Regions from separate parts of the Homo sapiens genome. Here region 2 is linked to region 1. A link is an interaction called in ENCODE POLR2A ChIA-PET data of the cell type or tissue named here. Cell type or tissue: MCF 10A. All regions are shown on one strand. Each heading gives the region's core, and the rest is flanking DNA. Links, peaks and the distances in the headings are about the cores only. Region 1 overlaps MAP3K20 (mitogen-activated protein kinase kinase kinase 20). Region 2 overlaps MAP3K20 (mitogen-activated protein kinase kinase kinase 20).

Region 1 (5,385 bases), core at 322-5,321:
GACACATGCTGGTGCTTTAAAATCAACCAGGTAACTGCCGGAGGAGAAGGAATCTTTCATGTCCTTAAATATCAAGGGTAGTTTCTAGCTTGGAAAAATAAGCTCAAAATATTTCAACAAAGTGTTGAAGGGCCACTGGGGTGCAGCATAACCTATGGAGCTGGTGTCCTGGTACAGCCATTTAGTAAATGCTTACATTTATCTAGCTTTTTACAGTTCATAAGTGATGTTATATATGATCTCATCTTATTCCCATTAACAGTCCCAAGAAACAGGTATTAATCTCATAGTATAGGTGGGAAAATGATATTCAGGTTAGGTGGTCAACAACACACCATCAGTAAGTGGTTGAGATGACACTTTAGGCTACACATTGGCTGAGTAACCCAAGCAATCAATTGACTAACCTGTCTCAGTTTCCTTGGTTGTAAGGGGTGGTGGTTATAGTACATTAGGGTTCTCCTACCTGCCTGATCCTTAGACTTACATAGGCAACTTGTTTTTTAAAAAAAAAACACACCAGAACCCAGCAAAACATGGATTTCTAGGACCCTTCCTTAGAGCTCATGAGTCAGTAGGCCTGGGTGGGACCCTGGAATTTTCATTATTTTATAAAAGACCCGAGTAATTTTTACAATCAAGCAAGTGTAGAAAACCCTGGGCCAGATGAACTCTAAGGTTCCTTTTAATTCTAATAATTTTTAAAGGAAGTTATCCCCTTTGTGCCTATAGGCCAACCAACCTCACCACTTGGAACCATGTGCCATGTTACAGAAATCTGTTCTTCACAGAAAGTGGAACTGGTACCATGGCTCAGCACAAATGTTTTTCTCCTTTAGGGCTGTTGCAATGTTTAAGTCTAAATCTATGTTTTGAAAACTGGAAGCTCTTTCCCTTGAGTTTCTGAAAAGCCTTTAAGTAAGCCACAATACTGAGAGAATGAGGGAGAGGGGAGAGGGAAGTCAAGGCTAGAGAAGGCACTGGAGAGAAGGATGCAGAAGAAGATGGGAACTGGGTGACTATTGCAGAATAGCTGCTGGGTGCTGCCAGCTACTGCTTCCAGGTGCCACTGAGGCAATCCTGTGTTGTGATGGCATAATCATGATTGAGACGTTGACTATGGAAGGTAGAAGCCCCCACATCTAAGTTAATGAATATATGTAACCAAAGTCTGCCTTTTTCTTTCTAGGGAGAATAAGAGTAAGTGAACAGTTTACTCTTACTGGAACATTCCAATGCTCTTACAGATAATAACTAAGTGAATGAAAACAAAAAGTTCAGGCATTCACTGGCAAAATCCAACTCTGAACAGGTATGGAGGTGGGTCTGGATTTGGCTCAACATTTCACTTCGCTACTCGTCTGAAATGCACCTCAGAGCAAGGGAGGCAGCAATCAGGTGTAAGTAGCTTCTGCTGCACTGCCCACAAATATCAACACCCTGTGCCTTTTACTGGTGCCATCTGAAAAATCATAAAAGGCTATAAGTCCCATTACTGTCCCTAAAGAAGGCAGTGAATCAGCAATTTTTCAGAATTATGACTGTACCATAAAATCCAAATTTTATCCCTGATATTTCTGACAAAAATATTATGCCTATGCACGTAAACAAAGTTTTTATTTTTCAATGGAGGACTGAGGGGAAAAAAACGTGAAAAACCTTAGGGTAAATTTTTGTCACAAAAAAAGAAAAGAGTGAGCCATCTTCAGTCAGTGAGGCGGTCAGAAGGCAGCAAGGAGGTGGTGGAGCTGGGTGCCCTCAGTGTGCGATGGCAGAGGCCTGGGGACAGCATCTACACAGCGCTTCTGCCGACCCAGTCCCCACACCCCTGCCAGTGAGACAGATTGACTGATGTTCTTTTAGACCAGGGTAAATGGCCACTACATTCTATTTCACTTGTAATTTAAGCCAAAGATGCATCTCAAGTTCCAGCTTTGAGAGCCTACTGCGATTTTGAGCACTTCCAGAAAACAGATCAAGAGTTAAATGGACGGAAAGCTGTGACACAGAAACAAACACCAAGTAAATCTCCTTCCTCAATCTGTCTCTCAGGCTCAGCTTTCCAACAGCACTCCCAACACTGCAGAGTCAAATCGTGTGTGAGGTTATATGCCATTAGAGATGTAACCCCAACCTGGAGATGACAAAAAAAACAGCTGCTCCCTTGGTTTTTTTGGTGCATTGTTGTGCATCAAATGCATTTGTTGATATATTTATATAAACTTCTTGTTCTAAAAATATAGTTTAAATGTCTTAGTTGATGAAAATTATGGTCTTCTTGTAAGCCAAATCCAATCAAGGTCAATGTCAACTAGTATCAATTTTCCATATGCCAAAAACAGGCAATGAACCGTAATTATCTTCTTTCCTCAGATAGAAACTTACTTTGAAATAAAAGGTCAATTTGTAAAAAGAGTGATATAGAATATATATTACATGATAAATGTATAATCTGTTTATTAAATGTGTTATATATTACATGATTTGTGCAATTGCAAAGGTTACATTTTTGATCTCTGGTTTTTTAAGAACGCACGTCATGGTGAGAGTACTTTGGTCACCACGGGAAACACAACCAACCAAGTGTTTTGCCAAGAGACACAGATCGGAACGCTCATCACAACACTGCATGGCTCATTCAGTGCAGGTTGCCACAGGTCTACAGTCACATGGTTAATGAAAATCCAAAACAGGACCAACAGGATGACACATTTTCTGTTCTTAATGCTCATTGCCATTATTGCTAGTAAGTCAATGGGAGGAGAAATAAGCTGAAGATCTGATGACTGAGGAAAAGTCTGACACTAGATTTTGTTCCTATCATTTATTAGGTCAAAGGAAAGAACACAGTTTATGTGGTTTTTAATAATGTAGTTTTAAAAAGAATTTCAGAATAACCATTCAGTTTTCTAAAAATACAAGTTGCATCTGGTCTGTATGTAGAGGAAGCTCTGCCAGAAAATAATCATTTGCCAGAAACACCACAGCAGGATTGGAATCAGGCTGCACTGTGATCACGGTGACTCTAATTTACTAAAACACTCTTTGGACACTAGTCATGTGGTTTCAGACACTAGATAAAAGTTGGGGGGAAAGGGGAGTAGTCTGAATGTGTTGTCTTTTGAAATGTTGAGATTATCTGATAAAAACATATAATTCTTTTCAGCAGTTTACATATTGAGTTAGACACCTTAATAACCTAAAATGATCATGCCCTGTAATATTTCTCTTAGCTAAAAAGGAATTCAGTCAAGTGAATATTGCATGCTAATGAGAAGACAGCACAACAACGGCCACAAGTCTAGTAACCGCACTGTACAGCATGGGTGCAAGGGCAGGCCTGTGCTACCAGACCACCTGGGTTCTGTTACTGTATTCTGTACTGGGTTCTGTTCTCAGTTCTGTATGATTTTGAGCAAGTTACTCAATTTACCTTTGCATCTGTGATATAATTTAGGGTTGCTATGGGGATTAAAAAAGAAAATCTAAATGAAGTACAGGCATCTGGTAAGAACCTAATAAGTGACAACTGTGTTTATTATTAAAATTACTATTACAGTCCTGTTTTTAACCAATTGCCTGCTTCAGTGAAAACAGCTCTACTGCTTCTCAAACTGTGGTTTACTGGTTCAGGTCAAGATATATATTCTCTCTCCAGCTCTCAGAACAGGATTAACAGTTCCTGAAAGATGAGGAGGCCCCTTAGGCAACTGTACGCCTTTTACTAAAATACTTCACTGTCTTGTATCTCCTTTTCCCCCCCGTTCTCAATCATCAATTTTATTTCCCTCACTTTCATCTTCAAGCATTTTAAAAATTGAATTTATCATCCAACTAGTCCATGTTTAATGTGGAAGAAGTAGGGAATAAAGATATACAAATAAAAAACACTCTCTATAATCCCATTACCCAGTGATAACACTGACTTTTTGATACTTTTCTCTGTGTACATATACACAATAATATATATTTATTTTATAAAAAATAGAAACATTCTAAACAAACTAGACTGTAGGGTCTACTTTGAAATCATTTATCAGATCTGTGATTTTAGGAATGATCATATTCTGTATATGGAGATACCATCATTTTAAATTTATTTTAATTCTCTGTTTATTGCACTTTATACCATTTCTGGTTTACCCTTTTCAGTGATGTTTTGCTGAATAAGTGTCCCTACATTTTTGCACAGCCTTCTCATTTCTTTTCTTTTTTTTTTTTTTTTTTTGAATAGGATCTCACTCTGTAGCCCAGGCTGGAGTGTCGTGGCCAGATCTCGGCTCAATGCAGCTTTGACCTCCCCAGCTCAAGTGATCCTCCCACCTCAGCCTCCCGAGTTGAGTAACTGGGACCACAGGTTAGAGTCACAATGCCCAGCTAATTTTTAAATTGTGAGTAGAGATGAGGTCTACGTTGCTCAGGCTAGTCTTGAACTTCTGGGCTCAAGCAGTCTTTCACTTCGGCCTCCCAAAGTGTTGGGATTACAGGTGTGAGCTACCACGCCTGGCCTTGTTGACATACTTTAAAAGACTCCCTATCTTGGTATTAAAATCTTACTAATCCCTTCGGTAATAGATCAAATAGCATTTTCTCCAAAATCCTTTTACTATGTCCTTGGACTAGATCAGATTTCATGGCCATATGCTCTCAGACATCTAGTATATTTCTCTGTCATAATACTTGTCAAAATAGAAATGCGATAGTTTTGAATATATTTAATAGTTTAACATTGGACACTCGGGCTGGAGAGCTCCACATGCCCTGGGACTCTTGTGCTCATCGCTACAGCCCAGTACCCGAATGGCAACAGTCGTTCTCACACCAGCAGAAGTTCAATGAATGGATAATGAATGAATGAACATAAGAAGTACTTTTGTCATGGCAAACATACATATTTATATTCTCTTGTATAATATCACAATCTCTTTTTATATTATTACCACCATGGTAATTTTCTCTCTTGCTTCCCCAAATATTTACGGAGCAAATGCTGTGTTCAAGGCACATTTTGATGCTGTGAGTGATGAACAAACGTGATTGTCTGCCTCTCTTATATTTCAGCCCGTGAGACACACATTAAACAACTAACTGCCGAATTACTTCTTTTTTTTTGAGACGGAGTCTTGCTGTGTCGCCCAGGCTGGAGTGCAGTGGCGCGATCTCAGCTCACTGCAACCTCTGCCTCCCGGGTTCACGCCATTCTCCTGCCTCAGCCTCCCAAGTAGCTGGGACTACAGGCACCCGCCACCATGCCTGGCTAATTTTTTGTATTTTTAGTAGAGATGGGGTTTCACCGTGTTAGCCAGTATGGTCTCGATCTCCTGACGTTGATCCACCTGACTTGGCCTCCCAAAGTGCTGGGATTACAGGCGTGAGCCACTGTGC
Region 2 (5,385 bases), core at 100-5,099, 79 kb after region 1:
TCTCTTACTTTAAAATTACTCAACCAGAAAAAAAAAAATCTTCTCAAGCTGACATTTAAATTAAAATGGATGCTTCTGTCTTCTGCATTCATACTTATACTTGCCTTCCCAAACAGAGAACATAGGGTATTTATAATTCTCTTCTGTACACATCTACACTACACCGTATCTCTCAGTAACAAGGTGACTACCAAGGCACAAAAGATCTAATAAGCCATAATCACTATTATTCTTTAGTCCAGGTGTTTTGGCAGATTCCTAGTCTAGATCCTGACAGTAAATGGGGAATTTTGCATATATAAATTTTAAGGTAAGTCATTGTGACATTTAACCATTTTTAAACAGATTAAAGAGCTTAATCAAATCTAACGCTTTAACACTCGCCAGCTACAAACACACAGGAAAGCATGTTTTCCCACGTAAAGTTCACAAACACAGCCATCAATCCTTTTTAGGTCAGGAGAGAAATTGAGAAGACCAATCTTCCAAAAATTTTCATCGCTACTCTCCCTAAAAAGTGGTGCTTCTTGCAAGAAAAGGATAGAACAAAGATCTTAATGTTGCAGGTTTGAAAGACAACCACATCAAAACCAGGTATAGTGGTCCTAACCTAAGCAGCTGGCAAACTGCAGGATGGATGTGGGCACTCTTCTGCCTAATAAAATCTGAATCAAACACTTTGCATCTGATTCTCTATGTGAGCTTTTATGCAAACTTCTAAAGTGCAAGGAATCCTGGGGTGGAAGAGCTATTCTGAGAGATTTCACATAGTTCATGTAATTAGGGAAACCACTTCCTTTGATTGTGAGTGTTCAAAACAGCTGAATTTCTCCTATCAAAGGCACTCTGTGATTTGGGTCACCTCTTTTACGTTCTCTTTCATGTTCCTCAGGATGAGAGGTGAAGCCGGAGAGCACATTATTTAGGGGAAAAAAGATCTTGCTTTTTGTTTTAGGGATTGAACTTGCACTATTCAAAAGATTGTCATTTAGAATCTTCCTTTCTTTCTCACCCTCTGCTTCTTTCCTTCTCTGTCGAGGCTCTTCAGGCACTGCAGAGAACACAATCCAAAATGCCAATTTAAAGCTGATGGAAAACTGTCAGATTGTGTGTAAAAGAATTCTAATTTTCATGTTTGGGTTTAAAACATAATTAGAGTTGTAATCTGCAGGCTCTTGATCTCCATATTATGCATTTTCTGTTATGACAGTGACTAAGTCAAAAAGAGGGAAAGAAACATGAACGAACAGGAAAAAGGAGCCCCACACCCCAAAAATCACATTCCTCCGTGCCATCAGCAAATGCTGTAAAAAGAAACTGCCACTCTATTCTTTCCCTATATTCCTGGGGTATCCTTTTTCCCTAAAAGTGGAACACAGGCTATTCAACAAGGTGGCACATGCTGCTTTTGTTACAGCTAATTTTAGCATTGATGTTGTTAAGGTATTCAGTACAACTTATTCTACAACACCTTGGTCAGTGTAGCACACAGGTTTGTCAATGAATATCTAAACTAAAAAGCAGTGAAAAATAATTCACTATTTACCAACCACTTAGATGCTCACATTTCTACTGAGTGTTTAAAGCAAGTCTAATAATCTATATGCTACAATCCCTAAGATTTTAGTTAATTTAAATTCAGTTAATTAAAATTATACATGGTTAATAAAAACTGGTGATACTAAGTTGTCACTCATATCAAGGAAAAGGGTTTTGAAGCATATGAAAAAATGTGATAAAATTGTCTAGAGTGATAATGATATCTCCTGCATTCATTATATTTGACATTTACAATTCAGAGAAATATAACTGGGCAGAAATTATCCCCATTTTATAAGTGCAGAAACCTAGTCCCAGAGAGGCTGGCTGATTTCCCAAACAGCAAAGGAGGAAAAGATCTAAAACTTTAAACACAGAAGAATAGGGTATGATCTCCTTCATTCAGGATTCTAAAATCTTCCCATCACAGTTTGAAAATCACATTAACTTTTCTGGCAAATATATCACATTTTAACTCATAATAAGCCCCAAATATAAAATGTCCTTCTGTTAAGCCACATCTTCCTCATCCTCTATCAATCCTTAGCTTTCCAGAGTCTCCATGCAGGACTTTCATTTCCGTCTGTTAACCCACTGCTCTAATCTGTTGAAATCTTTTCAGGTTCTTATTCTTATTGCACCTTTTAACATGTCAATTACTCTTCCGACTGTTACAGGAACTCAGAGTGAATCAGATGCTACCTAAATTATTAATGGAAGTATTGAATAGGACATTGAATAAAATTATTTAACTCTACAAGAATTAAATGCTCTTTATGTACTTGTAAAAGTGTTTACAAATCGCCTAATTTGTATACGGAAACTTTTTTTCAATATTTTTATTTCAGGACCAGATAAACTTTGCCATCCAATTAGTAATACATCCTCTTTGCTTCTATCAGAATTATAACCCCTAGTATATTTTGTAGCCAAAATGTATCGAACACTTACTATATGCCAAGCATTGTCCTGAGGCAGGTCCTGTTATCCTCACTTTAGAAATGAGGAGACTAAGGCACAAATATGTTAAAGAACTTGCCTGAGGACTAAGCTAGTCACGTGGCTGAGCTAGGGATTTCAACATGGGTCTGACGCCCGAATCCACACTTTAAACCACTTCCTCTGTTCTGAAGATATTCACAAGTTTCTTTCTCCCAGTTTGACTGTAAGATCCCTGTGGGTCTCCAACTTCCAGCACAGTTCTGGCATATATTAAGCATAATAAGGATGGAAAGGGCTCTGTAGCCTAAATAAAATAAAAGTAAAAAGAGCATCATAGCTGCCTGGAAATATCTGAAGGCTGCCACATGGAGGAAGTATCAGTTCCAATGTATGTAGCTCCAGAGGACAGTACTAAAACCAATGGGCAGCGTTAAAGTAAAGCAACCTCTAACTAAGACCAACTAAGTCAGCAGTAATGGGCTGGGGGCAGTGGCTCACGCCTGTAATCCCAGCACTTTGGGAGGAGGACAAAACGGGCGGATTACTTGAGGTCAGGAGTTTAAGATCAGCCTGGCCAACATGGCGAAACCCCGTCTCTGCAAAAAAAAAAAAAAAAAAATATATATATATATATATATATATATATATATATATGTATAGAGACACACACACACACACACAATTTAGCCAGGAGTGGTGGCATGCGCCTGTGGTTCTAGCTACTAGAGAGGGTGAGCTGGAGAACTGCTTGAACCTGGGAGTTGGAGGTTGCAGTAAGCCAGTAAGCCAAAATCACGCCACGGCACTCCAGTCTGGAGGACAGAGCGAGATTCTGTCTCAAAAAAAAAAAAAAAGATAGCTATTGAAAACAAGGAGGGTGTCTTAATATAAGATTCCTACCACCAGAGGTATTTAAAATATGCAGATTACCAGATGATGTAGAAAATAATCCCATACTGAGAATCTCTGGTTAGGGTCAATCAGTGGTTCTCAAACCCCAGTCCACTGACCTGCTACATCAGGCATGAATGTTTTTGTTTTTTGTTTTTTGTTTTTTGAGATGGAATATCGCTCTGTCACCCAGGCTGGAGGGCAGTGGTGTGATCTCGGCTCACTGCAAGCTCCGCCTCCCGGGTTCCCGCCATTCTTCTGCCTCAGCCTCCCAAGTAGCTGGGACTACAGGTGCCCACCACCATGCCCGGCTAATTTTTTGGATTTTTTTTTTTTAGTAGAGATGGGGTTTCACCATGTTAGCCAGGATGGTCTCAATCTCCTGACCTCGTGATCCGCCCGCATGAATGTTTAAAAGAAAAAAATTTAAAATGCACACACACACAGGAGCCTCGGATCTACCCTGGAACTACTGAATCAGAGTCCTTGTTGTGGGCTATGTGTGTTTTAACAAGCCCACCACGTCATTTTGAAGCACAGCCAAAATTAGAAAGGTTGGTCTTGTGAGTTCCTGTTCAACTTAAACATACTATAATGTTATACAGCATACCTTCATATTCTCTGAAGGTATGCTCTTTAACTCTCTGAAGGTATGCTCTCAACTATCTCTTAATTTATGGTTGTATTTAAAATTCTAATGTATGACAGATGCCACAGTCCCTGAATGACTCTCACTCTCTAAATCAAACTCTGGCATCTACTCTCATTTCACTGGGTCCTTTCAGTTACAGTTATTGTGAGAAAGCTTCTTCCAAGAACTTAGTGTTAATTTGGAAACTGTAGTTTCCAAACTGTGCATCGTCTCTACGTGTTACCCAATCTGCTTTCAGATCTTATACACTTTTTATCACCATGGATAAAAACACTGATACAAGCTTCTTTAGGTAAAGGACTCAGATGTTTACATTGCTTTGCTACTAAACTATCTTCTAAAATTTTGGAATTAAATAAAAATACACATTCTTCACCATACTTCCCATTTTAAAATATGTAAAATTTAGGAAACTATTTAGAAAGATGACTCCCTAAATTTTATATATCTCTATCACCAACTTAAGTAGAGAAACATTGAAGGACTGTGTAGGAGTGAGCCACATTTTTAAATCAATAAATACTTTTGAGTACCTACTGTATGTAAAGTACTGTTGAGGGCATGGAAGTGGAAAAGAGAAACGCTCAGGATACATTTCTAACATTTATTTAATACTATGTGCTAGGCACTGTGCTAAACACTTCTTGTGTGTTCTCTTTTAATTCCCTTAACAAGCTACCAAGGTTAACTTCATTTTGCAGATGAAGAAAGAGATTTAGTGGTTGTGTAATGGGCCCTGGGTCACAAAGCTAACAAGTGGTACAGCTGAGATGGATTCAAATTCAACAACCACTTCTGAGCCTGCACTCCTAGTCACTACACTATACTGAACCCATCCCTTTAACACCACACTACATATCTGACAGGGGAGGGGAAAAGCTTACAAAAAGCAACTGAAGACAAATGCTTGGCAGAGGTGGAAAACAGAGAAAAACTTTAACTCTCCTGGGTGGAGGCAAGGAGGGGCTAGGGCTTTGAAGGAAGGGTGTTTTAATGACAAGAAGCGCCTGAGGGGCAGGGAAGGGGTAGAAATGCATTTCAGCTGGAGTCCGAAAAAGCACACTGCTCATTCGGAGAGGATTCTTCCCTCTCTTAAAGCTGATACACAGCCTACATGGGGTGCAAGGGGTGGGGAGTCAGCCGGAGGAGAAGACGAAAGCTTTGTTGAGGGTGACTTTTGTAAAGGGACTAAATGCCATATTAAGGATTAGAAGTTTTCTATAGGTAATGGAGAACCAACAAAAGTTTCTCCATTTTTGTGCAGAAATGACATGATCTGATCTGTTTTTTCTTCTTTTTAAATTTGAGGTCCATATGACAGATGAATCAGAAAGGGGGAATAACCAGAGGCTGAAAGGAGT

What was found. Peaks named below come from ENCODE experiments on the same cell type or tissue, not always from the same donor. Only the 100,000 strongest peaks of a DNase experiment are listed, where the experiment ranks them.
Region 2: POLR2A ChIA-PET joins it to region 1 with 6 read pairs; 3 of 35 experiments call an interaction of 5 or more read pairs at or near these places.

The regions. Positions count from the first base shown.
Region 1 is chr2:173,211,641-173,217,025 of GRCh38, reverse strand. All of the region lies in intron 10 of MAP3K20 (mitogen-activated protein kinase kinase kinase 20), which reads right to left. It overlaps MAP3K20-AS1 (MAP3K20 antisense RNA 1), which reads left to right. Exons shown (of 8, transcript NR_033882.1): 3 at 1,190-1,400; 4 at 2,530-2,746; 5 at 4,235-4,357. Among named protein-coding and RNA genes, the nearest start is that of MAP3K20-AS1, 68 kb to the left of the region's middle. In MCF 10A, for the core only: no CTCF peak of the experiment used is centred there; a DNase peak (open chromatin) is centred at 2,625.
Region 2 is chr2:173,132,144-173,137,528 of GRCh38, reverse strand. The region is part of intron 2 of MAP3K20 (mitogen-activated protein kinase kinase kinase 20); the gene reads right to left. Among named protein-coding and RNA genes, the nearest start is that of MAP3K20, 59 kb to the right of the region's middle. In MCF 10A, for the core only: no CTCF peak of the experiment used is centred there; a DNase peak (open chromatin) is centred at 2,618.